2 separate regions of the Homo sapiens genome follow, and region 2 is linked to region 1. Evidence: read pairs that join two places in POLR2A ChIA-PET (ENCODE). Cell type or tissue: GM12878. All regions are shown on one strand. Each heading gives the region's core, and the rest is flanking DNA. Links, peaks and the distances in the headings are about the cores only.

What was found. Peaks named below come from ENCODE experiments on the same cell type or tissue, not always from the same donor. Only the 100,000 strongest peaks of a DNase experiment are listed, where the experiment ranks them.
Region 2: POLR2A ChIA-PET joins it to region 1 with 13 read pairs; 10 of 35 experiments call an interaction of 5 or more read pairs at or near these places.

Annotation. Positions count from the first base shown.
Region 1 is chr3:15,349,227-15,361,701 of GRCh38, forward strand. No RefSeq gene overlaps it. Among named protein-coding and RNA genes, the nearest start is that of SH3BP5, 23 kb to the left of the region's middle. In GM12878, for the core only: no CTCF peak of the experiment used is centred there; DNase peaks (open chromatin) are centred at 7,615 and 11,775; H3K4me3 peaks cover 334 bases; H3K27ac peaks cover 1,561 bases.
Region 2 is chr3:15,286,682-15,302,407 of GRCh38, forward strand. The region is part of intron 3 of SH3BP5 (SH3 domain binding protein 5); the gene reads right to left. Among named protein-coding and RNA genes, the nearest start is that of SH3BP5, 38 kb to the right of the region's middle. RefSeq lists a silencer at 1,656-1,831. In GM12878, for the core only: no CTCF peak of the experiment used is centred there; a DNase peak (open chromatin) is centred at 5,620; H3K4me3 peaks cover 2,572 bases; H3K27ac peaks cover 2,424 bases.

The sequences.
Region 1 (12,475 bases), core at 4,131-12,130:
AATATGTAATCAGCAAAGACATGGAATCAGCCTAAATGCCCATCAACAGTAGAGTGGATAAAGAAAATGTCCAGGTTCGGTGGCTCATGCCTGTAATCCCAACAGTTTGGGAGGATGAGGCGGGTGGATCACCTGAGGTCAGGAGTTTGAGAGCAGCCTGGCCAATGTAGTGAAATCCTGTGTCTACTAAAAATACAAAAATTAGCCAGGCATGGTGGTGGACGCCTGTAATCCCAGCTACTCAGGAGGCTGAGGCACAAGAATCACTTGAACCCAGGAGGCAGTGAGCCGAGATCGCACCATTGCACTCCAGCCTGGGTGACAGAGTCAGACTCTGTCTCCAAAAAAAAAAAAAAGAGAAAGAAAAGAAAATGTTGTACATATACACCATGGAATTCTATGCAGCCATGAAAAAGAATGAGATCATGTCCTTTGCAGCAACATGGTTGGAGCTGGAGGCCATTATCCTAAGTGAACTAACACAGGGACAGAAAACCAAATATCACATATTCTCACTTATATGTAGGAGCTAAACACTGAGTACACATGAACACAAAAAACGCAACAACAGACACCGGAGCCTACTTGAGGGTGGAAGTTGGGAGGAAGGTGAGACTCGAAAAAGTACCTATCAGGTACTGTGTTTACTACCTGATGAAATAATATGTACACCAAACCCCTGCGACAGGAAATTTACATATGTAACAAACCTGCACACGTACCTCTGAATGTAAAATAAAAGTTTTTTTTTAACTTTTTCAGAGAAGTAAAGAAACAGAAGAATGACTACTCCATAGAGCAGCCAACTTTTTTTTAAAAAAAGGCATATATGGAATCATAACAGGAGCCATATTTCTGTCTTTGCCCATGAATTTATTTAGAATCCCAGCTAATATGGTTTAGATATTTGTCCCTGCACAAATCATATGTTGAATGATAACACCCAGTGCTGGAGATGGGGCCTGATGGGAGGCGTTTGGATCATAGGGGCAGATGTTTCATGGCTTGGTGTTGTCTTCATGACAGTGACTTCTCACAAGATCTAGTCATTTAAAAGTGCATGGCACCTCCCCCACACATGCTTTCTCTCTCTTGCTCCTGCTTTCACCATGTGACATGCCTGCTCCCTCTTTGCTTTCCACCATGATTCGAAGCTCCACAAGGCCTCCCCAGAAGCAGATGCCACTATGCTTCCTGTAGAACCTGCAGAACCATGAGCCAATTCAACCTCTTCTATTTTTAAAATAAATTACCGAGTCTCAGGTATTTCTTCATAGCAATGAAAGAATGGCCTAATACAGAAAATTAGTACTGAAGAGTGAGTGATTGCTATATAGGTACCTGAAAATGTGGAAGAGACTTTGGAACTGGCTAACAGGCAGAGGTTGGAAGAGTTTGGAGTGCTCAGAAGAAAACAGAAAAATAGAGAAATTTTGGAATTTCTTAGAGACTGGTTAAATAGTTGTAACCAAAATGCCGATAGGGATATGGACCGTGGAGACCAGGCTGACAAGGTCTCAGATGGAAATGAGGAACTTATTGGGAACTGGAGCAAAGGTCACATGTGTTATGCCTTAGCAATGAGTGTGGCTGCAGTCTGTTCATGTCCTAGGGATCTGTGGAAGTTTGAACTAAAGAGTGATGACCGAAGCTGGGTGCGGTGGCTCACGCCTGTAATCCCAGCACTTTGGGAGGCTGAGGCAGGCGAATCACAAGGTCAGGAGTTCGAGACCAGCCTGGCCAACATGGTGAAACCCTGTATCTGCTAAAAATACAAAAAATTAGCTGGGTGTAGTAGTGGGTGCCTGTAATCTCAGCTACTGGGGAGGCTGAGGCAGGAGAATAGCTTGAACCTGGGATGCAGAGGTTGCAGTAAGCCAAGATCACTCCACTGCACTCCAGCCTGGGCAACAGAGCGAGACTCTGTCTCAAAAAAAAACAAAAAAAAAAAAACAAAAAAAAAAAGAGTAATGACCTAGGGCATCTGGCAGAAGAAATTTCTAAGCAGCAAAGTATTCAAGAAGTGGCTTGGCTGCTTCTAACAACCTAGGCTCAGATGAGGGAGCAAATAAATGACCTAAAGTTGGAATTTATATTTAAACAGGAAATGGAGTGTAAAAGTTTGGAAAATTTGCAGCCTGGCCATGTGGCAGAGAAAGAAAAAGCTTTTTCAGAAAAGGAATTCAAGCAGCCTTTGGAACAACTGCTTGCTAGAGAAATCTGCATAACTAAAAGGGAGCCAAGTGCTAATATCCAAGACAGTGGGGAAAAGGCCTCAAAGGTATTTCAGAGACCTTCTTGGCAGCCCCTCCCATCACAGGCCCAGAGTCCAGAGGCCTGAGAAGAATAGTGTCATGGGTCTGGGCCCCACTGCCCTGCACAGCCTTGGGACACTCTTTCCACATCCAGGTGCTCCAGCTCCAGCTGTGGTTCAAAGTGGCCCACATACAGCTCAGGCCACTGCTCCAGAGAATGCAAACTCTAAGCCTTGGTGGCTTTCATGTGTTGTTAAGCCTGCAGGTGCACAGAGTGCAAGAATGGTGGTTTCTTGGCAGCCTCTGCCTAGATTTCAGAGAATGTATGGGAAAAGGTTGGATGTCCAGGCTAAAGCCTGCTGCAGGGGCAGAGCCCTCACAGAGAACTTCTGCTAGGGCAATTTGGAGAGAAAATGTGGGGTTGCAGGCCCCAAACAGAGTTCCAGCCAGGACACTGCCTAGTGGAGCTGTGAGAAGAGGCCACCATCCTCCAGACCCCAGAATGGTGGATGCACTGGCAGCTTGCACCCTGTACCTGGAAAAGCCACAGGTACTCAACTCCAGCCCACGAGAGCAGTCTCAGAGGTTGCACGCTGCAAAGCCATGGGGGCAGAGCTGCCCAAAGCCTTGGCAGCCCACTCCTCATACCAGTATGCCCTGGATGGTGAACATGGAGTCAAAGGAGATTATTTTGGAGCTTTATGATTTAATGACTGCCCTGCTGGGTTTCCAACTTGTGTGAAAACTGTAGCCCCTTTCTTTTGGCCAATTTCTCCCTTTTGGAACAGGAAGGCTTACCCAATACCCCCACTATATCTTGCAAGTAACTAACTTGTTTTTTATTTTACAGGCTTATAGGTGGGAGGGATTTGCCTTGTCTCAGATGAGACTTTGGACTTTTGAGTTAATGCTAGAATGAGTTAAGACTTTGGGGGACTGCTGGGAAGGCATGATTATATTTTGCAATGTGAGAAGGATATGAGATTTGGGAGGAACCAAGGGCAGAATGATATAGTTTGGATATTTGTCCCCACCCAAATCTCATGTTGAATTGTAATCTCCAATGCTGAAGGTAAGACCTGGTGGGAAGTGTTTGGATCATGGAGACAGATCCCTAATGGCTTGGTGCTGTCTTTGTGATAGTGAGTGCTTGTGAAATCTGGTCATTTAAAAGTGTATGGCACCCCCGCCTCCCCAATTCTCTCTCTCTCTTGCTCCTGCTTTCACCATGTGACACCTGCTACCCCTTTGCCTTCTACCATGATTGAAAGCTCCCTGAGGCCACCCCCAAAGCAGATGCCTCTATGCTCACTGTGCAGCCTACAGAACCACGAGCCAATTAAACCTCTTTTTAAAAAAAATATAAATTACCCAGTCTCCGGTATTTTTTTTTTTTTTTTTTTTTTGAGATAGAGTCTCGCTCTGTCACCCAAGCTAGAGTGCAATGGCGTGACCTCAGGTCACTGCAACCTCTGCCTCCTGGGTTCAAGCGATTGTCCTGCCTCAGCCTTCTGAGTAGCTGGGATTACAGGTGTGCACCACCACGCCTAGCTAATTTTTGTATTTTTAGTAGAGACGGAGTTTCATCATGTTGGCCAGGCTGGTCTCGAACTCCTGACCTCATGATCCGCCCACCTCAGCCTTCCAAAGTGCTGAGATCACAGGCGTGAGCCATGTCACCTGGCCAGGTATTTCTTTATAGGGATGCAAGAATGGCCTAATACACCAGCTCTGCTCTTTATGAAGCTATATGACTCTAAATCACTTAATCTGAGTGAGCCACAGTTGCTTCATTTGTCAACCAGTGATAATAGATCTACTTTACATTTGTGTATTAAATTAGCAAATGTAGATAAAGGTCTGTGTTCATGCTCTGAGTACAATACATGATAGTTATCATAAAGAACAATATCTATGAGTACACCCAGCCTTTCTCAAAAAGATAAAGCTATGTTATCTACTGTTAAGAAGGGTCTCAAAAAAAAAAAAGAAAGAAAAACAAGAAGGGTCCCAGATCTCCTGAGTTATCCTACCTCATAGTCAGGATTGCCTGTCTATCCATTTTAAGAATAATCTTGGCTGGGTGCAGTGGCTCACACCTGTAATCCCAGCACTTTGGGAGGCCGAGGTGGGCAGATAACAAGGTCAGGAGTTTGAGATCAGCCTGGCCAATATGGTGAAACCCCATCTCTACTAAAAATACAAAAATTAGCCAAGTGTGGTGGCAGGTGCCTGTAGTCCCAGCTACTCGGGAGGCTGAGGCAGGAGAATTGCTTGAACCCAGGAGGCGGCGGTTGCAGTGAGCGAAGATTGCACCACTGCACTCCAGCCTGGGTGACAGAGTGAGACTCCCTCTCAAAAAAACAAAACAAAAGAATAATCTTGGCTGGGTGTAGCCGTTTATGTCTGTAATCCCAGCAGTTTGGGAGGCTAAGATGGGAGGATCACTTGAGTTCAGGAGTTCAAGACCAGCCTGGGCAATATAGCAAGACCTCATTTCTTGCTAAAAACTTTAATAAAAAAATAGCGCCGGGAGTAGTGGCTCACGCCTGTAATCCCAGCACTTTGGGAGGCTGAGGTGGGCAGATCACGAGGTCAGGAGATCGAGACCATCCTGACTAACACGGTGAAACCCCGTCTCTACTAAAAATACAAAAAATTAGCCAGGTGTGGTGGTGGGCGACTGTAGTCCTAGCTACGCGGGAGGCTGAGGCAGGAGACTGGCATGAACCCAGGAGGCGGAGCTTGCAGTGAGCAGAGATCATGCCACTGCACTTCCAGCCTGGGTGACAGAGCAAGACTCCGTCTCAAAAAAAAAAAAAAAAAAAAAGCCAGGCATGGTGGCACATACCTGCAGTCCCAGCTACTTGGGAGGCTGAGGTGGGAGGATCACTTGAGCCTAGGAGATCGAGGCTGAAGTGAGCTATGATCACGCCGCTGCACTCTAGCCTGGGTTACAGAACAAAATCCTATTTCAAAAAAAAGAAAAAATGATCTTGCTGTCTGGGGAATCCTACAGTAGGCAGTATAATTTTAAGCAAGTACCCTTGAAGGTCACAGACTTTAGTTATTTTGTTATTTATTTATTGTTAAGAAAGGATCTTGCTCTGTCGCCCAGGCTGGACCGCAGTGGTGTGATCATAGCTCACTGCAGCTTTGAACTTACGGATTAAGCAATCCTTCCACCTCAGCCTCTTAAGTAGTTGGCATTACAGGCACATACCACCGTGTCCAGCCATTTAAAAAATTTTTTGTAGAGACAGAGTTTCACTATGTTACCCAGGCTGATCTCAAATCCCTGGCTTCAAGCAATCCTTCTGCCTTGGCCTTTCAAAGTACTAGGATGACCAGGTGCGAATCACCACGCCCAGCTGAGAGTCACAGGCTTCAGAAGGTCATCTGTCGGCATAGTAAAGTGTCTCCCATAAATGGGATCACAAGGCCTTCTGGCTAAGCAACCCCAACCTCTCCTCTACCCAGTCCCAAACCTCGCAGCAGTCATCCAGACTTGCTTTGGTTGCCCTATAAGTCCTTCCCAATGAGTTATTTCTGATTAGGAAGAACTTCTACTCTCCTCTTCTCTATCTTTGAAGACATTGGGAACTGCTCTACTGTAGAAATAACTACAGTCCCAATTTGGACCAGTTTGCAGCTTGGCTTTGAATGTTTTCAAAACCTCAGCTTAGACAAGAGGAAAAAATTCTGTCTCCAAGCCTTGCCCACCTCAACTTCCTTAAAGACTCTGACGAAGAGTGACAACAGGGCTAGGAATGACCATCTTTTTGGTCTGACTTTAGCTGGTGAAATTCACTGTACATAGAAATGCAAGAGCTGGAAGAGGAGGAACTCCAGTGGAAAGGGTCTTTCCATTGGCCCTGATGATGCACAAGCTGGCTTTGAGCATCCCATCTTCTTGATGTGAAGAAACAGCAGCAGAAGCTCTATCAGGTCAAGGGGCTGTTTCCATTTTTAAATGTTTGAGGTTTTTTTGAGTTGGGTAAAGAAGATAGCTTTAAATTCCTATTCATGAATAGCAGCAGATGCTGTTTGGAGTGTAGACCACTTCCCCTCAGCCTGACTAGGGTTTCAGCTGCAGCCAGAGTGGACATTCTCCATGCACGCTGGCAGCGCCCACCTCAGGCAGCTGTGGAGTCCCTCAACTTTTCCAACTCAGGTTTTATTGGAAGCTTCAGTAGTTCACTTAGTCCATACACAGAGCAGCCCTAAGTGCCCGGGCATGTCAACACTCCCAATCATTGGAGGAATAAGAAACCAGTGGGGGAAGGCCCCAGCCTCTGGCCCTTCAGAGGCACAATTCTGAGGTGTATTCTCCACAGGTCTCCAGCAACAGTGAGCCCTGGCTGCCCGCAACAGGAACCAGTGGAATCCTACATCCTTGCCTGGCCTATTTCTCCTCTTACTCTCCCTACTCCTCCTCTTACTCTCCCTACTCCTTAACTCCTACTTCCTAGGGTCCCCTTTCAAAAAGCTATCTATACCCAAGACCCAGGTCTTTCTGAGATTTCGTCTTTGGGATAACCTAAGCTAAGATATGCATCAATGCACATGTTAGGAGGTGAGTTTTAAAAAATTTTTTTTCTTTTTTTTACTTTTTTCCTCTTTTTTTTTTTCTTTTTCAACCATGGGAGACTCACTGGAGTCTTTGTTTCTGAATTAAAAAGGAAGTGTTTGGGGTTTTTTTTTAACATTCAGAAATAAAGTTGCTCCTGGAAAAGGGAACCTGTCACTATTAAGAAGAGCTGTCCTTCATGTGGAAGAAGTGGGAATTCAGTTCTGACTATTGGTAACAAAGTTAAGCCTTCAGGCTGACTGTTAATCTAGGCCAGGGCCTGGGCTGGAGAGGAGCAGCCTGGCTGATTGTGGTGTGGAGGTATTTCTTCTTCCCGGTCCTAGCGCTGGAGGCTGGAGGTGGAATGTGTAATGGGAAAAGGCTGTGGGTTGAGACTGAGACAAATGTTGAAAACAGATCATAGAGACCTGGGAAACCTGAACTGAGGTTACAGAGTAAGAGAAAAAAACAGGCAAGACAGGCTTATGGAGTGGGAGGTGGTCTGGAATCATTTCAGGGACCAAGGGTGAAGGCCAAGGGAAGGCCTTCTCCCCCTTCCTGACATTTGTGCGAGGGTCCTGCCATGGAACAATGCCCCTAATAATCCCAGTAGACCTAATAACAACACTTCCCCCAACTGTGGATCTATTTGCATGAGAGAAGGAAAACAAGGGGATGAAGAGGAGGAGATAGGGAGATAGGGAAAACAAGCATTTGCGCCCAGTAAGAACACCTGCTTTCCAAGGGCATAATTGTAACCCAGGGAAAGGAACAATAAAACAAAGACTCACCGTTACCAAAGGGGATTTCCAAGAACAAAAACAACCAACAATAACTGAGAAATCAATCACTTGCCTTCCTTCCTGCTGACTTTTGTTTTTTTTTTTTTTGAGACGGAGTTTTGCTCTTGTTGCCCAGGCTGGAGTGCAATGGCGCGATCTCAGCTCACTGCAAACTCTGCCTCTCAGGTTCAAGTGATTCTCCTGCCTCAGCCTCCCAAGTAGCTGGGATTACAGGCATGTACCACCATGCCCAGCTAATTTTGTATTTTTAGTAGAGACAAGGTTTCTCCATGTCAGTCAGGCTGGTCTCGAACTCCCAACCTCAGGTGATCTGCCCACCTTGGCTTCCCAAAGTGCTGGGATTACAGGCGTGAGCCACCGCGCCCAGCCTCCTGCTGATTTTATAAGGCTGTTTTTTTACCATTTTACTTAGATATGTGGGTCTACAGAGGAGGTGTAGTTATAGTGTTTCTGGGGAAGTAATATTTTTCCAGATGCTACAGCCACAGACCAATTTTTATAATAAACTTTATTTTATGGAGCAGTTTTAGGTTCACAGCAAACTTGAGTGGAAAGCATAGAGCATTCCAAGTATAGAGGCTTAGGGTATAGAGATGTACCCCTGTCCCCAAACATGGACAGCCTCCACTCCATCAACATCCTGCAGCACACTGGTGCCTTTGTTACAATCCATGCACCTACACTGACACATCACTATCACCTGAAGTCCATAGTACCTTAGAGGTCACTCCTGGTGCTGTATGTTCTATGGGTTTTGACAAATGACTGTTACATATCCACCATTATAGTGTCATACAGAATAGTTTCGCCACTTTAAAAATCCTCTGTTCTCCTGCAGAGTAATTTTAATTCCACAAGAAAGCTGGGCGGTCAGCTACAAGTACAATTGTCAAAATTGGATGGTAAATAATTTTTAGCATATATCAGACTCTCCTGGAATTGATAGCAGATTGGAACCCACCAATATAGCTGCAGAATAAGAATCCTGACTGGGACTGGGTGTGGTGGCTCACGTCTGCAATTCCAACATTTTGGGAGGCTGAGGTGGGACGATCACTTGAGCCCAGGAGTTCAAGACTAGCTTGGGCAACATACAGAGACCCCATCTTTACAAAAAATACAAAAATTAGCCACGTGTGGTGGTGCGTGTCTGCAGTCCCAGCTACTTGGGAGGCCGAGGAAAGAGGATCATGTGAGCCCAGGAGTTGGAGGTTTCAGAAAGCTATGATGACACACACACCTATACTTCAGCCTGGGTGACAGAGTAAGACCCTGTCTCAACATAAAAATAATTTTAAAAAAAGAATCCTGACTGTACTTCAAATGGTCGCATTATCCAAAAGTGGACAACCTCTATCCCACTCCCAAGCAAACCAAATCAAAAAAGCCCATCAAAGACCCCAAGATTTTCCCAAATTGTAGGTCTTTATCTGTGACATTGTAATTTCTACCATCTAATACTAGTAGCTTTAGTTCAATAATTATAATAATCAGATCAGGCTGGGCATGCTGGCTCACACCTGTAATCCCAGCACTTTGGGAGGCCAAGGAGGGCAAATCAACTGAGGTCAGGAGTTCAAGCCTGGCCAACGTGGTGAAACCCCATATCTACAAAAATACAAAAATCAGCTGGGCATGATGGTGGGTGACTGCAATCTCAGCTGCTGGGGAGGCTGAGGTGGGAGGATTGCTCGAACCCGGGAGGCAGAGGTTGTAGTGAGCTGAGATCACGCTACTGCACTCCAGCCTGACCAACAGAGTAAGACTCCGTCTCAAAAAATAATAATCAGGTCAACTACTGTAGACTATCACAGCTGTCTTTTTGCAAGGATGGGATGCAGTTTCCTGATAAAGGATATAACCTTTCATCTTAGTTAAAATCCTTTCTTCATAATTCTGAGTCTCAAAATGCTTTTCTGCAATGTTAATTTCCAACACCTGCTTTATGAGCCGACCATAGCAATTTAACTCCCAAGACCTGAAAATGAAACTCACTGAGTACATTAAAAAAAAATTATCAGGATCATGTGAAAAACTAATTTTTTTTTTTTTTTTTTGAGACACAGTCTCACGCTATCACTCTATCATCCAGACTGGAGTGCAGTGACACAATCATGGCTCACTGCAGCCTCGGCCTCCCAGGCTCAGGTATCCTCCCGCCTCAGCCTCCCAAGTAGCTGAGACTACAGGAATGTCCCACCACACCAAGCTAATTTTTTTTTTAAAAATTTTACAGAGACGAAGTTTCGCCATGTTGCCCAGGCTGGTCTCAAACTCCTGGGCTCAAGTGATCCGCCTGCCGCCCAAAGCGCTGCAATTACAAGCATGAGCCACCACGCCCAGCCGTGAAAAATTAATTCTTAAAAAAGGTAAGGATCAGCGTTGAGTGTGCATTTACAGAACAGAATTCAACAGATACCTTTGTTTCTTTTTTTCTTTTTCTTTCTTTCTTTTTTTTTTTGAGAGAGTCTCACTCTCTCACCCAGGCTGGAGTGCAGTGGCGCGATCTCAGCTCACTGCAACCTCCAAGTTCAAGTGATTCTCCTGCCTCAGCCTCTCGAGCAGCTGGGACTACAGGCGCATGCCACCACGCTCAGCTAATTTTTGTATTTTTTGGTAGAGACAGGGTTTCACCACATTGGCCAGGTGGGTCTCAGAATTCCTGGCCTCAAGTGATCCTCAAGCCTCAGCCTCCCAAAGTGCTGGGATTACAGGCGCATGCCACCACACCTGCCTAATATCTGTATTTTTAGTAGAGATGGGGTTTCACCACAATGGCCAGGCTGGTCTCAAACTCCTGACCTCAAGTGATCCACCTGCCTCAGCCTCCCAAAGTGCTGAGATTACAGGCGTGAGCCACACACCTGGTCTACAATTTTTTTAATTAAAAAAAATTTGTTTTGGCTGGGCACAGTGGCCACCTGTAATATGAGCACTTCGGGAGGCTGAGCCAGAAGGATCACTTGATCCTGGGAGGTCAACACTGCAATGAGCCATGATGGTGCAAGCTGCACTTCAGCCTGGGCAACACAGCAAGACCCTGTCTCTACAAAATAAAAATAAATAAAAAATTTAGGGGCATGATGGCATGCACCTGAGTCCCAGTTACTTAGGAGGCTAAAGTGGGAAGACCCCTTAAGCCCAGGAGTTTGAGGTTATGGTAAGCTATGATCACACCACTGCACTCCAGCCTGGGCAATAGAGCAAGACCTCATCTCTGGAAAGAAAAAAGTGTATCTGTGGCTCCCATTGTATTTCTGTTGGACAGTGCTGCTGCTATTTGTCTATATAGTAAGTACTCAGGAAGACAATTTGTTGGAAGAAACATCAGGAGGCCATTTTTTTTTTTGTAATCCCAAAGTGCTGGGATTACAGGCATGAGTCACCGTGCTCGGCCCTTTTTTTTTTTTTTTTTTAGATGGAGTCTCACTCTGTCACCAGGCTGGAGTGCAATGGTGTGATCTCAGCTCACTGCAACCTCCGCCTCCTTGGTTCAAGCAATTCTCGTGCCTCAGCCTCCTGAGTAGCTGGGGTTACAGGTACACAACACCATGCCCAGCTAATTTTTGTATTTTAGTAGAGATAGGGTTTCACCATGTTGGCCAGGCTGGTCTCAAACTCCTAATCTCAAGTGATCCGCCTGCCTCAGCCTCCCAAAGTGCTGGGATTACAGGTGTCAGCCACCACACGCAGCCTCAGTCTCTCTTTTAAACAGATTTATTGTATAATGTATATATCATAAAATCCAGTTTGGTGAGTTTTACTAAATTTATTGTCATGCAACCATCACCACATTTCTGTTTAAGACAATTTCATTGCCCTAAAAACTTTCCTTGTGCCATTTGTATTCTATCCCTGCTCTCAGCCACCACTAGGTAACTCCTGATCTGCTTTCTATATCTATAGTTTTGTCTTTTCTAGAAATTTCATATAAATTAGATCATACAATATGTGGTCTTTTGTGGCTTCTTTCACTTTAGCATATTGTTTTTGAGGTTCATTCTTATGCACTGTGCTTTTCTTGGCAGTCTCAATTTTTCAGCCTACTTTTAGAGAAAACAAAAATGAGTGGTAGAAAATCTGGGGAAATTCCTCAGTAACTTGATCTGAGCCTAGAAAAGTTGCCAAGGTTAATAAAAAACACCCTGAAAGTTCCATGTCACACTGGGATTGATTTTAAGGATACTGCTCATCTCTCTTTCCTCCTTGTTTTTAAAAGAAAATTGACTGTGTTGGCAAAAGTACTCATTTCCTCATTTTACCTTCCTGTTCTTGTCTATAAACTTACATAATTTATACATTATGTACTCATAGTGTAGATACAAATGTGGCATTCTGTATTTCATTTTCTTTACCATAAAATGTTTTTAAAAGTAATGATCATAAACTTGCTGACCAGCATGCACACTCTCACCTGGAAAACTGAACAGAGGTAACTGCTTTTTATGGAATTTAACAAGACAGTCATTCATTTATTTAACAAAATGCAAGCTCTTACAGCTCTACTTTATACTGAACTCTAACCAGATGAATCTAACATCCCACGGTCCTAAGATTTTGCATTACAAGTCATGCTATTTGTTTAAATAACAGGAAAAAAAAAAAGACAGAAACACTTTAGGAAGCCAATTTTCCTTGCTAATGAGCAGATACTAAAATAATGAGTATCTTCTGACTACCTTCCTCAAACCACTGAAAAGTTTACCCATTAATCATATGTGAACTTTGAAGCGTGGGTGGCTGGAGCTTCTCATAAGCACATCCTTAAAGATGAAACCACATATAAATTGCTAAAGGAATCACCCGGTGAAAGTCAGACTGTGATTAGTAGGTATGGGGAGGAAGGA
Region 2 (15,726 bases), core at 3,794-11,793, 63 kb before region 1:
TAGCTGGGACTACAGGAGCACACCAACATGCCCAGTTAATTTTTTGTATAGATGGGGTTTTGCCACGTTGCCCAGGCTGGTCTTGAACTCCTAGGCTCAAGCGATCCACCCGCCTCAGCTTCCCAAAGTGCTGAGATCACAGGCATGAGCCACCATGCCGGGCTGCAAGCATTCCTCTTTAAAGCAAGTACTCATTTTTCATCTTTACTTTGCACCACGCAACATGAAGATGCGGAAAGGATAAGATGCAATTTCTGCTCTCAAGGAGCTCACGGTTCCAGGGCAGGCTTCTTGACCCATGGTTTAGAGGTTGGGAACACAGATCAAGACTCAGGCTTCTAGACTCATTAGCTGTGTGACCCTGAGTACTTTCTTACTTCTCTGTGCCTCAGTTACCTCACCTGCAAAACACAGATAATAACAGAACGTAGCTCATAGAGTTGCTGCAAGGAATAAGTGAGTTAATACATATAAAGTGCAGAGAAAAGGCACGCAGTAAGCAGTACAGAGTGTCAGCTGTCATATAAGCAAGCATTATGTAGCATTAGCTTGTGGGTATTAACCCACATGACATGCATGATATTTAAAGGGACGCAACATATACCATGAAGTTATAATTTATGCACCCATGCACATGTCTGTTTTCAGAGGATGACAACCATAACGCTCAAGTTCTCAAAGAAGCAGAGCTGACAAAAAGCCGAGGGAGCGGGGCTAAAGGAAGGGTTCATGAAAGTTACATTGACTTGTGCCTTCATTTTAATCCAGCAAAGGGTAAAAGCTAAGCAGTGCTGTCCAACAGAACTTTCTGCAATAATGGAAATGTTCTCTATCTGCACCGTCCCAAAATAGTAGCCAGCCTCCACGTGTGGCTACTGAGCACTTGAAATATGGCCAGCCAGGGTGAATCAATGAATTTTTGGTTTAATTTTAATTAATTTACATTTAAGCAGCTATGTGTGGCTAATGGCTACTATTTTGAACATCACAGAGCTAGTCAGTCTGGGAAGAAAGAAGTCACAGGCAAAGACTGGATTACGCAATGATGCAAAACATTCCCTGATGTAATCAGAAATCATGAGTAGAACACCACGACGTACCCTGCAATTGTGAGTAGTGACGTGCGTGTACACTGAACCACAGCACAGAGAAGTCCAGATGCCGAAAGACAAGAGGGGCCAGGCCAGGCCGTGAAAAGCTTTGTGCGCTGTGGTCAGATTTGGGCTTGACACTGGAGACAGAAGAAATGTTCTGTACTAGCCAGGGTTCTCCAAAGAAACAGAACTGATAGGATGTTTATATAAGCATTTATTATAAGGAACTGGCTCGTGCAATTATGGAGGCTGGCAAGTTCAAAATCTGCAGAGCTCAAAATCTCCAAGTAGGCTGGAGACCCAGGAAAGAACTTACATTGCAGTTCAAGACCAAAGGCCGTCTGCTGCAGAATTCCCTCTTGCTCATGGGAGGTCCCTCTTTTGCTCTATTCAGACCTTTAACTGATTGGATGAGGACCACCCACACTGGGGAGGGCAATCGGCTTTACTCTAAGTCCACTGATTTAAACGTTAATGTCATCCAAAAACACCCTCGCAGTAACAACCAGAATTATATTTGACCACATATCTGGACACTGCAGCCCAGTCAAGCTGACACATAAAATTAACCATCACATGTACTAAAGTTTTTGAGCAAGACTATCAGTAGAACTCACTTTGGTAAGATAATTCAGCCGGGAGGCAGTAGGGAGGGATGGAGGTTTCAGGAGGCAGGAAGACCGGTTGAAAGGCTATTTCAGGCCGGGGGCGGTGGCTAACGCCTGTAATCCCAACACTTTGGGAGGCTGAAGTGAGTGGATCGCTTCAGCTCCGGAGTTCAAGACCAGCCTGTGGAACATGGTGAAAACCCGTCTCTACTAAAAATACAAAATTAGCCAGACATGGTGGTATGCACCTGTAAGGTGAGGTGGGAGGACTGTTTGAGTCTGGGAGGCAGAGGTTGCAGTGAGCCGGGATTGCACCACTGCACTCCAGCCTGGGTGACAGAATGAGAGACCCTGTCTCAAAAACAAAACAAACAAACAAAAAAAGGCTATTTCAATGCTCTGGGTAAGACATGAGGGATTGCACCAAAAAAGTGACAATGAGAAATGACTCATTTAGTATTTGTTAAAGTATGAATGAATGGATTCTGTGACTTTACAAAACACTCACTTTATGAGAAGCTAGCATTTCCTCACAAATCTCCAACACAATGTAGAATGGGAAAGGAGGTTTTCCATACAACATAAAGGGAGGGAAGTGATGTAGCAGAGAGATACAGGTAGTTACCATAGATACGGAGATACAGGTAGATACAGAGATACAGGCAGTTACTATATTTCCATGCTCAAAAGAGTCTTATGCCTGCTCTGTGGGTAACTTAAGCCCACCTTTAACTCCTTCTAACTCACAGCCTTTCTAGAAGATAAACTATAGTACCAACGTGGCAGTCTGTTAGCTGCTCCCAATATCCATTCCCCGCTTCATCCTTAAAACAACCTTGCCTGGCTAGCTAAAAGACTCCAAGTCAAGCCTCCCTTGCAGCTACCTGTGACTACCTGACCAAGTTCTAGCAATGAATGGAAAATGTGTTGTCTGGGACTCCCAAGTAGACTCTTTAAAATAGAAGGGACATATATCCCTTCCTCATTTCCTCCTTCTGTCCTGAAATGCAGATGTGATGGCTGGAGTTCCTGGAGCCATCTTCAACCACAAGGTGACGTGGAAGATTGGACTCAAATATTAGGATGTGAGCAGCAAACAGAACACTCGGTTTCAGTGACCATGAAATCACAGCACTAATTCCGGACTGCCTAATTTAGGTCCTCTGTTAGTTGAGAGACGGAATCCTTGTGTGTTTAGGCCATATTTTTGAGTTCTGTTGCTTACGATCAAACATAATTCCTAACTGATAGATGATACAGCTATTATTTTGTGCACAAACAATGTAGATTTCAAAATTTCAGGCCACATACCTTCACCCATATATTTTCCTATGGCCTTGGGTGTTGATATGGGGCTAGGCAGAAGAGGAGCCTACATAAACTAATACGGCATCTTACACCTCATGATTTCCTTCCAACAGCTGCTCTCAATAAAGGGCCCACTGTAGATACCTTCTACCACCTTGGATGAGTGCCCAGGTCAGTGTGAAAACAGACACCCCCCCTTCTCTACATAAGGAGAACCTTCACTAAGCTGGCCTTACCCTGAGATCAAGAGACTTAAAGAATGCAAAAACCTCAGAAGATTTTGATATGCCACTGCTTTTAGAAATAACACCAAGCACTTTCTCTGGGGTGTGGTGCTTTGACAAAGGGCTGGGGCATACACTTGGGGCTGACAGTGAATTGATGAGCACAGGGCATCTTTTTTTACTTCCATTTAAACCACTTCCTCAGGCCGGGCACGGTGGCTCACACCTGTAATCCCAGCACTTTGGGAGGTCAAGGCAGTTGAGGTCAGGAGTTTGAGACCAGCCTGGCCAACATGACAAAACCCCGTCTCTTCTAAAAATACAAAAATTAGGCTGGGCGCGGTGGCTCACGTCTGTAATCCCAGCACTTTGAGAGGCCAAGGCGGGCAGATCACGAGGTCAGGAGATGGAGACCACCCTGGCTAACAGTGAAATCCCATCTCTACTAAAAATACAAAAAATTAGCTGGGCATGGTGGCTCACGTCTGTAATCCCAGCTACTTGGGAGGCTGAGGCAGGAGAATTGCTTAAACCTGGGAGATGGAGGTTGCAGTGAGCCGAGATTGCGCCACTGCACTACAGCCTGGGCAACAGAGTGAGACTCTGTCCCAAAAAAAAAAAAAAAAAAAAAAAATTAGCCGGGTATGGTGGCACACACTCATAATCCCAGCTACTTGGGAGGCTGAGGCAGGAGAATCACTTGAACCTAGGAGGTGGAGCTTGCAGTGAACTGAGATCGTGCCACTGCGCTCCAGCCTGGGTGACAGAGCAAGACTCCGTCTCAAAAATAAAAATAAACCACTTACCCAAAATGAAACCTACAAAGTGAGGCTTCCTAACCAGAGCCCATCATTGCCTTAACTGAAGCAAACAGGTGCTCCATCCTCCATGAGAAGGTAAACTCCCCCCATGCCCATGAAAGTTTTAAATGGAAGAAACTAATAAATATCAAACTAATAAAGGCCATCGAGAATGGAGAAGGGGAAAGAACTGGTGGGAGGCAGAAACAGGAAGTGGCTGGAGAAGACAGGGGAAGACACAGCTGAGGAACCCACATTCCAGAAGATTCTTCAGAAGAGACCCAGTTGATGTGGCCTCCCATGAAGCCCTTCGGAATTCTACCGGGAGCTGACCAGCTCTCAGCAAAACCAAGCTAGTGAGGGTTGGGGTGGACAGAAAAAAATACTAGACCCAGCTCCTTATCTTAGAAACTCAATTTCGTCCCAGAAACACCAGGCTTGGGAGTAGCTAGAACAGCAGCATGAGCATTCGCATGCTTTTTAGTATCACTCAACTCTCCTGTCTGTGTTCACTTGTGCCCACTCAAGGCTACAGGCTAAGGAATGACAAAGTGGGAGCCAGGGTTCCTCCACAGCTCCACATGCTGTGGATTCAGGAACCCCAAGACAGGGCAGCTGACCCCAAAACTACTTTCTCTCTCTGGCTGATCAACACTACAAATTCCCTTTTGGTAGGGCTGCCAGATTTAGCAAATAAAAATATAGGCCTTCCAGTTAAATCTGAATTTCAGGTAAACAATTTTTTTAGCTTATGTACCAAATATGGCATAGAACAAATTTATACCTAAAAAAAAAAATCTGAAATTTAACTGGGTGTTCTGTATTCCCATGTTCTATCCGCCAATCTTACTTCTGGCTTAAACTCCACAAGGACATCCCACTGGGTAGAAATGAAAAGTCTACCTACAGCCTGCACTTCTAAGCATTTCCCACTTAGTGTAAAGGGTGTAGTTCTGTCTCTCACATGTGCAGAGGTTCCCACAGCATGATGAACCCTGAGTTGGGAATATGCAGTCCCACCAGGTTGGAAGCAGGGTATTCCAAGCTATGGGAATGTTTGTAAGTCAGAACCACTTGAAGCCCCAGAGACCATAAATCTCTAAGTCTTATCAGTCATTTACTTCTCAGCATGAATAATTTCATCAGATTCTTCAGGGTAGATTTTCATAGAAGTCACAACTGGAAGGGCTGGGGAAGAAGTAGAAAAGAAAGGAAGGAAAGCAGGGGCATCCTCTGAGTCAGGAAAGGAACAGAAGGTGCACCAAGAGTGCACAGCCGGGGCCCAAACCTCGTCACCAGGCAACATAAAAAGGCCAGCCTGTGTCGACAAAACTCGTAGCAGAAACACAACCTATGCTCTGATTTCCTTTCACTGAAAAATTAATCACTCTGCCACTCTTGCCAGGGAATGCCTGTGGTTTACAGAGGGGAAGGGGCTATCCATGTCCATGCAATCACTTTACTGAAAGCAGAGTACAGTTGAGAAGAAGGAAGGAAACATCTGAAGAGCATCATGGTTTCAGGGAACCAAACTCCACACCCTGTTTCCCCTCTAACCACTATGCTGTGGTGACAAACCACACCTGTTAGCTTCACAGAGAACACTGCCTGCCCAGCAGCACCAAGGGGGGCTCAGCCATGCCTCTGTGAATAGCAAAGGAGATAAGAAAAAGGGAGTTGCCCATGACAAACCTCCCAACTAACAAGGTGATGGAGGGCAGCTCCTCCAGCCCAGTGCTTCCTGGCTAAGACCTGCCTGCAACCAGTCCCCCACGCGGACTTCCTGCCACCTGCCAGACAGAATGGGGTTGAATGCAAATGGTTCATGGCATCACCAGAAAAGAAAACCTAAGCCAGGCGCGGTGGCTCATGCCTGTAATCCCAGCACTTTGGGAGGCCAAGGTGGGTGGATCACCTGAGGTCAAGAGTTTGAGACCAGCCTGACCAACATGGAGAAACCCCATCTCTACTAAAAATACAAAATTAGCTGGGCGTGGTGGCGCATGCCTGTAATCGCAGCTACTCGGGAGGCTGAAGCAGGAGAATTGCTTGAATCCGGGAGGCGGAGGTTGTGGTGAGCCGAGATCACACCATTGCACCCCAGCCTGGGCAACAAAAGCGAAATTCCATCTAAAAAGAAAAAAGAAAAGAAAACCTCAAGATCAGCAACACTCTCCCTGCTCCAGCCCCAGACGCCCGAGGCAGAGCCAGCCAAGCAGGAGGTGCAACCCTTCTGGCAGAAGCCCAAAAATCTACTTGTGTGTGTCAGGAGCCTTTGACCTGGGTCAAAAGCTGCAACACATCTCCTTCCTGACCCCATCCTAATTCAAGATTCCAAGTTTCCAAAGTGCAGCTGCTTCTTTCCCAGAATCTTCAGCCAAGACTGTCAGGCAGGATGTGATCTTTCAGGCGAAGGAGAGTTAAGAGTCCATGCTCAGTTCTTGCCATAAATCTCCAGGAACTCTGCTTTGAGACAGATGCCCTGTCATTCCACTACGTGCCCTTACTTTGGGCAGCAGGAATGACGCAGTTCCCAGGAACTGGCCTGTGGCCACCCAGGGGGAATGTGACCAGGGCCACAGGGAAGAACGTCACTGAGCCAGACCTCCTCACCCAAAGTCCCGTGGCAAGAACTGCCCCCAGGCAGGCAAGTGGCTCTGCAGAGATAAAGTGACGGGGAAGAAGGAAGGCATGACAAAGCCACACTGAAGTCCTAGCAGGAACAGGGCACCATGAGGGGAAAGTTCCCAAGGACTCCAGATTCTTGGAACAAGAGCTTCTCGGAACAAGAGCTTCTCAGTTACCCTAGCCAAGAAGAGGCAGGGGTGTGCAGGGAAATAACTGCACCAATGAGCTCAAAAACTGCCTTTAGTCCTAAAAGCCCATTCTCCTCAGATGTGCCAGAGTGTCTTTCAGATTTGCAAATAGTCATAAATGCCTCCTATGTGCCAGGCACCAGCCAGAACCAGGTAGACTTGGTTTAAACCTTCACTCCTGTCCTCGCAAGGTCTGTGATGTTAAAGTCCCCAAGCCTCAGTGATTATTCCCCCTCAGTATGATGAAAATAATATCGTCTTGCAGGCCGGACGCAGTGGCTCACACCTGTAATCCCAGCACTTTGGGAGGCCGAGGCAGGCGGATCATCTGAGGTCAGGAGTTAGAGACCAGCCTGGCCAACATGACGAAATCCTGTCTCTACTAAAAATACAAAAATTAGCCTGGTGTGGTGGTGTGCACCTGTAGTCTCAGCTACTCGGGAGGCTGAGACAGAAGAATCGCTTCAACCTGGGAGGCAGAGGTTGCAGTGAGCCGAGATTACGCCACTGCACTCCAGCCTGGGCGATAGAGCAAGTCTCCATCTCAAAAAAAAAAAAAAAAAAGAAAAGAAACAAGAAAAAGAAAAGAGTACCACTTTGCAAAAAGTACTCGCTGTAAGGATTAAATGAGATAATGTACATAAAAGACCTATGACCACAAACCCAGGCCCCTAGCACAGCCTCAACAAATCAGGGCTGCAGATAGCCCCTTAAGAGAACACAGACTCTAAGCCCCAGTTTCTTCTTCTGCAAAAGTAAGTGTGTGTGTGTGTGTGTGTGTGTGTGTGTGTGTGTGTGTGCGCGCGCATGTTTACGTAACTCCCCCTCATGCATGTAAAACACTTAGAAAGTGCCTGGTATACAAAGAGTGTTGAAATTACTCTTCTTCCTCCTCCCTTCCATCCTCCTTTCTTCCTCCCTTCCATCCAGTAAACTGTCACCGCCATACCACTGACTCCCATTTTCCCTGCATTCTGGATAGATAATTAACCAAGTCTGTTACAGTCTCCCTTCACATTCTCTTAGATTAGGCCACAACACCGGAAAGGTTTATGTAAAGGCCCAGTCTTTGGGCTCCAAGACTAGTTTCCTCATTCGTACTATAAGGCCAAAAGGGAAACAATGACAGCCCCCGCACAGAGCAGTGTGTGTGGCACCTAATACATCATTAGCGCTCAAAAAATGGCAAAAAATGGAGCTGCCATTAATGTAAGGACATCAATTTCTCAAACACAACCTAAGCCCCCTAACTCAAGAGCCTACCATGGCTACTTTGCAGCTTCTCAACCAAGTCTGAAGGGTAGGCTGAGGCGTAAGGCACCCTCAGCTGTCCATGCTGTTCCTTTCCTGACTGGTCCTTTAGCTCCCCTAAGCCTCTCTTTCCAAGGCTCTGGCTTCCTTACCCAAGTTCATATCTGCACTGACCCCTCCCCTCAGATCTCTGCTCTTCTGTCTTTACCAGCCACCCTTCCTCTTGTGCTTCGGAGTGTGCACAGTGTGTCCTTCCCCTCAAGCCTTTCCCCTCAAGCCTTCCTGATGGGCAGCATCTCCCGCCAACACACACACACACAGTGACACACTCCCTAGCTTCTTCCCTTTGCCATCTACATCAGAGCCACATGGTTCAGCGCACTAACAAATAAGCCTCTCCATGTGGCTCTTGGCAAATACAGTCAGTCCTCATTATTCACAGCTTCCGTATTTGTGAATTTGCCTACTTACTAAGCTTTATTTGTAACCCCAAAATCAACACTTGCAGTGTTCTTGGGGCCATCCATCGACATGCACAGAGTGGTGAAAAAATGAGCTACCTGATACATACGTTTCTAGCTGATGTCCAACAAGAAGCCACCCTGCCTTCTTGTTTTGGCTCTCATACTGTACACAAGTGTCCTTTCCTCGGTCCTTTTAGTGCTGTGTTTTTGACATTTTTGTGCTTTTTGTTGATGATTTTTCTCTATAAATTGGCCTCCAAGTATAGCAATTAAGTGCTTTCTAGTGCTCCTAAGTACAAGAAGGCTGTGATGCGCCTTATGGAGAAAATGCTTGCGTTAGATGAGCTTCGTTCAGGCAGAAGTTATACCACTGTTGGCTGTGAGTTCAGTGTTAATGAGTCAACAAAACGACACATGCAGAAAAAGGAAGAGGAAATTTGCCAATCTGAACATGAGTTCACTCAAGTAAGTGCTAAAGTAACATCCGCTGTGCATGACGAAGCTATGGAAAAGATGAAAACATGGCTGGATTTGTGGATTATCTGGCACTAAGCCTGAGAGGTCATGACAGATTAAAAAAGCAGAGTGGACAGCATCATCATGAGGCTAAGAGCCAAAGAAGTTTATAGTCACATCACCCAGAGTCAGGAGAACATTCAACCCTTTGCAGCTAGTGTTTTATTATCAAGAAATATTGCATATAATTGATTGTAAGAAACACACTAAATAAGGGGTCTTTAAACAGAAACACACATATAACAAGGTTATGTATTGATCAGCTGACAAAAATGTTGTGACCAGAGGCTCTCAGGAACCTAACCTCTATTTCCCCTAGGAGCAAAGCCTTGGTACTTGCTAATTCAGTGTCTGTGGCAACTTTATAGAATATGACTACCACAGATAATGAGAACTGATTGTATTTACCTCTGCCATAACACCACCTTCAAGAAGATGGGGCTCCTGGAGGATACAGACCAACTGTATACTCCACAGTGGCCACTGCAGACAAAGGGGAGATGCTTTTCTTTGCCAATCCCCTGACCTGCTATAATCCTCCCACAGTCTCACTCCATACCTCAAATGGGGAAATCATATACACACACACACACACACACACACACACCCCTATCCAGGTCAGTAACAAAGATTCTACTTTTGCTCAAAACAGCCCATCCCACACCCTTTTATAAGACTGCCATGAGGGGAATGTCAGCTCCACAAGGACAGGATCTCTGTTCTATGTTTGATAGGTCAACAAGTGGCTAGAACAATACCTGGCATATGGTAGGTGCTCAGTCAATAGCTACCGAAGAAAAGAAAATAATAAATTTTTTTAAATCCCCACACAGACATGTAAAGTAATAACCTACATTTGACATATCCTTGAGTTTATATCCTACCTTTGCAGAACATCAGCCTCTCATCCTCCACTTACGAAGTGTTTTTCCTTTTTTTTTTTTTTTTTGAGACAGGGTCTCACTCTTTCACCCAGACTAGAGCGCAGTGGTGCGATCACAGCTCCACGCAGCCTTGACTTCTCAGGCTCACGCAATCCTTCTACCTCAGCCTCCTAAGTAGCTAGGACCATAAGCAAGCACCACCATGTCTGGCTTCTTAAAAAAAAAAAAAAAAAAGAAATGGTGTCTCACCATGTTGCCCAGGGTGGTATTGAACTCCTGGGCTCAAGCAATCCTCCCACCTCAATCTCCCAAAATGCCAGGATTAGAGGCATGAGCCACCACTCCTGGCCATGGCAGGCTTTCTACAAACAAAATCAATGCCTAGAATTTCCCAACAAAGGATCACTATAATACTCTGTTCCTCTAGGATTAACATAATAGTTCAGGAGATTAATTGATATGCTCGACCCATTTCATTTCATTCAAAACACGATTCTCCATCCATTCAAGGCCCATGCCACACTATCCCTTTGGGCACAGAGTGCTTTTGATCAGTCAAAAGGTAAGTCAGCTACTCCCTCCCTCATCATTTTCGATCCTCCAGCACATTCTGCCCTCACAAATAACTCACTATGTACTCAACCTACCTGGGCTCACTCTTCCACCTGGCACAATCTCTCTATCTTCCATAGCCCCCTCCCAGCCAGGAGAGGCCTGTTTCCTCTTCTACCCACAGGTTCTTTGTGGTGGTGATCTTTTTTTTATTACAAGGCAGCAGATTCACCAGATACTCAACATTTGATAGAAAAATACATCTAGGATAATCTTACATTTATTGGATCCAAATGCTTTACATGTACTAATTCAATCGCTGTAGTAAATTGCAAAAGTAGCTAGAATAAGTTGCAGGTAGACTTTATCGTTCCCAATTCTTGAATTTGGACTGGCCCCATGACTGACTTTAGCCCGTAAGATGTTAATAAACATGAAACAAGCAGAGGCTTGAAAAGGGCTCACCCTTTTTGTTGCTGGAATCTCAACACTGTATGAAAATGACCAGGCTAGCCTGGTGAATGAAAGATACACGTGGCCTAGTCACCCCTGCTACCCTAGCTGACCACCAACCAACTGCTTGACAGATAAGGCCAAGGTCAGCCAGCCCCCAGCTAATCCATCAACTGACTGTATATGTGAGAGATCAGCTCTAAGCCTGAGATCAGAAAAACTGGCCAACAAAACCATGAGCTAAATAAATGTTTTAAGCCATTAAGTTTTAGGGTGGTTGGCTTCATAGCAAAAGCTAACTGATATACAACTTTTCTTTTTCTTTTTTTTTTTTTTTTTTAAAGAGCCAAGGTCTCACCCTGTCCTCCAGGATGGAATGCAGTAGCACAATCATAACTCACTGCACTCTGGAACTCCTGGGCTCAAGCAATCCTCCTGCCTCTGCCTCCTGAGTAGCTGGGACCACAGGCATGCACCATCATGCCTGGCTACTTTTTGTAGAGACTGGGTCTCACTACATTGCCTAGGCTGGCCTCGAACTCTTGGCTTCAAGCAGTCCTCCCGCCTTGGCCTCCCAAAGTGCTGGGATTACAGGCCTGAGATCCCTCAATTAGCCAACTCCATTTTATGGATGAAAAAAAATGAGGCACAGAGATTAGGTAACCTGCCAAAGGTCCCACAGCTTTTAAGAGGTGAGCCTACAAGTCACTCTACAAGTTTCAAATGTTTTCCCACTCATCTCCTTTCCTAAAGGAGGTTATATGTAAGACATGGCCTTATATAGCCCCACAGACACAAAACAGGCAACTTTCAGCACTAAATAATCCGCACTATTTTGCATTTGTGCTGCCCATCAAGTTTGCAAAGTGCTCTGCTCTCTTCTGACGCATTCCAACCATTCAAAAATAACAAGGGTTGCCCAATGTCCATGGATGAATGGATAAATAAAACGTGGTATATACATTCAGTGAAAGGAAATTCTGACACATGCTATAACATGGATGAATGTTGAGGACATTATGCTAAGTGAAATAAGCCAGTAACGAAATGACAAATATTGTATGATTCCTCAGTACTTATATGAGGTACCTAGGGTAGTCAAATTCATAGAAATAGAAAACAGAAGTGATGGTTGCCTGAGCTTGGGAGAGGGGAGGATTGGGGAGTTAGTGTTGAATGGGTACAGTTTCAGTCTGGGAAGATGCAAGGGTTCTAGAGATGGATGGTGGTAAGAGTTGCACAGCAAGTGAATGTGCATTCACAATGTGAATGCCTTAATGCCATCCTTAAAGAATGGTTAAAATGGGGGAGAGGCAAAAAAGAAAAAAAAGAATGGTAAAAATGGTACATTTTGTGTTGTATGTACCTTACCACAATTTTCTTAAAGAGGAGAAAAAGAAGGGTTGGGACTGATAGTGATAAAATGACAGGTCCAAAGCCACTGTTAGACCAGTCAGCACCCAGGGAGCCAGGTAAGCAAGATACACCCTGCTTTTCAGCGTCATTGATTCACATGGGCTCCGCCCTCATCAGACTGCTCCCCTACCATATGCTGAAGGCCAGATGGACTGGCAGATATGTCAAAGCAGCCTTAAAAACAAGCTTGGGCTCAAGGACAAAAACTCTCAAATCAAAGCCAGTGCCCTGCCCCCAACCTGGCACAGAAAACACACATCATGTTCTACCTCTGCTTGGCAGAAATTGGACTTGGTTTTCAAGATCACAGAACTGGATCTGACTCATTGGCTGAAAAATGAGCTCATATCAGGAAAAATAAAATCGATGCAAATTTTTAATGAACCAATACAATTTCCACCAGCTCAACAATTAGATTTTTTTTTTTTTTTTTTTTTTTTTTTTGAGTCAGGGTCTTGCTCTGTCACCCAGGCTGGAATACAAGAGAGACATCATGGCTCACTGCAGCCTTGAACTTCTGTGCTCAAGCAATCCTCCTGCTTCAGCCTCCTAAGGGCTAGGACCACAGGCACATATCACTACATCCAGCTAATTTTAAATTTTTTTTATTTCATATAGAGACAAGATCTCACCATGTTGCCCAGGCTGAAATTACAAATCTTTGTAAACTCTTCAAAGAAAATCAAGTGTGGGAGGTTTTTCCCTTTTAAGTACCCTCAACTGAGACACTGGATATTCCAGTGGATAGATAGACATGGATATTCCAGACACTGGAATAGACAGACATGGATATTCCAGACATAAAAAACCACCACTATGCTATCTTCTTTTTCTCCAAATGGCATACGTACTTTTATTTCAAAATATTCACAAAGTTAAGAAAAAGTACAGTACAAATAACTTTTTGCTCTCAACCATTTGAGTGAGTACCTGATGCTCCATCACCCCCCCAAATACTTTTTGTAGTTGTTATTTCCTACAAATAAGGACCTTCTCTCACATAATAATAATGTAACCATCAAAAGTGGAAAATGCATTGATACATGACTATCATGTAATTATCATTATTTCTTTTTTTTGAAAAAAATATGGGATATACATCAAATAGTAAGAGAAGGTACTAGGATTATTTTCTTCTGTCTATTTTCTAAATTTTCTACAATAAATTCTAATTTTTTAATGAAGCCGAAACCCAAGCTCATGCTGGGATTCCATTGTCAAACACATTATCTCACTTAAATCCTAAGGCCAACCTCATGAGATAGCCAGGGCTGTTCCCTTGACTGCCAGCATTTCATGAATGAGGATGCAGGGACTCTGGGGACGCAGTGCCTCCTGACTCAAACTAGAAGGAACTGCTATCTGAAGGAGTCTCTCAGGCACCATTTCCCTGCTGTACATAACCAGAGAGCTTTGTAAATATAAAAAGGAAGCGGGGGCGGGGGGACAAGAGGAAGAAAACAGGAAGTCCTACTTGGCAGCATCTGGAAGTGGACATCGCCCCCCTCACCATCAGGAAGGTGAGAGGAACATTCACACACAAACAAGCTCATCCATCTGGCCTGAGCAGCCCACCCTCCACAGAGATGAAATGTGACATCTGTGCCCTGCCTCAGCCTTTGAACATCCTTCCAGTTCCTTCGCTATTGACCAACAAGGTCCCTTGGGGTTGAGGGGTAGGAGTTAGATTAGGAATCTAACCTTTTCTACCCTGCTTCTTCCTGCCCACCTGCAAGAAGGAAGGAGATTACGGGGAGGGCTTGCAGGCATAAAGCCAGGCAGGATGCTCTCAACATTCATCTTGGGAGCTGCCCATTAAGAGTGACTCACTCATCCCCAGGACCTGGGCATCATCTGATTCGACCGATGACTCAGTGCCTTGCCCACAGGACTCAGTAATTGCCCTATTGTCCTCACTAGCCAAGAGAAGGGATGAAGAGATGGAGAGGAGCCACCATCCACTGCTTCCCAACAGACTAGGAGCCTCCCAGCCAGCTCCCTCCTACCTCTTTTCCCAACAAAGAAGATTTGGGGTGCAGAAGAGCAGGGAGTGGTGTGAAATCTGCTCCAGGATGTGTCACAGCCAGCTGGGGACCCAACTGCTAAACGGGATTTGAATGAACTCAACCCAGACGAGGCTGGATTTGCCAGTCATGCCACTCTCCATCTGCTTACCTAGCTACCAGGTGGGAAAGAGGCTGTGAGTAAAGGAGCAACGGAGAGGAAATGCTCATGACTTCAAGGGAGGGCAGGGGAGGAACCTCTGGTCTGTTGGTGGCTCCCCAACATCATTCACTAGTTTGTTCATTTATTGATTTATACAATATTTGAGCACCTTCTGTATGCTGGCATTGCAGATCCAGCAAGGAGCCAAACGAATGAAACTCTCTGCCCTTGCTGAGCTTCACTTACTGTAAACAAGTAAATTATAACAGGTCATATGGGGAGAAGCCCCACAGGGAAAAAGGAAAGCAAGGCATGGGGGCTGGGGCTGGCAGGGATGGTGGGCTGGGAGTTAACCATTTTAAATGTTAGCCTGAGAAGGCCTCATGGATAAAGGGATAGACATTTGAGCAGAAACCTGAAGATGAGGAAATCGGGCTATGAAAATACCAGGACATCGCCAAACAGAGGGACACCACCAAACAGAGGGAAAGGCAAGTCCAAAGACCTGAGGCAGGAGCACGTTTCACATCAGCACAGCCAAGGGAGTGACCTGAATCAGAGGACCAGCCTTGAGAAACCCCAACACAAAGCCCCCTAGAGCCATCTCTGCCCCCAAACCTGAGCTCAGGGACCAGACAAGGAAAACTTCAGGTAGAGAAGCCACTGCCGCGACTCCAGTGGGATGCTTCAACAGACCATCCTTCAATCACTCTGCAGCATGGGCACGTGGGCTGCTTTTAATAGATACGCGTGGGCTAAATGGCATCACAGAACCATAAATCCCAGTGTTAAAGACTTTCAGGAAAGGAGGTTTTCTGAATTCCTCGATATTTATCCAATGTTTAAATTAAATCCTCAGAAGCTTCTCCTCAAACCTAACCTGAACCCTCCATACTTCCGTTTCAGGTCAAGAATGATACAACCTTGGCCTACAGTGGGTAGGACACATCCTCAACTTGGGGGGCATCTCAAAGATTAATCCAACGTGGACACTTTGGAGGGGGAATGCCTCAGGGTGCTGGAATCTGTGGGAATTGGAAAGTGCTTTTTGGAGAAGGGTTTCTTCTCCCGGGAATTCTAGAGGCCTGGGCAGGGCCCAGCTGGAGATGGAAAAAGGGAGTGGCTGCTGCTCAGGGCTTGTGCAGACCAACGAGCAATCAGAACTTTGAAGTAT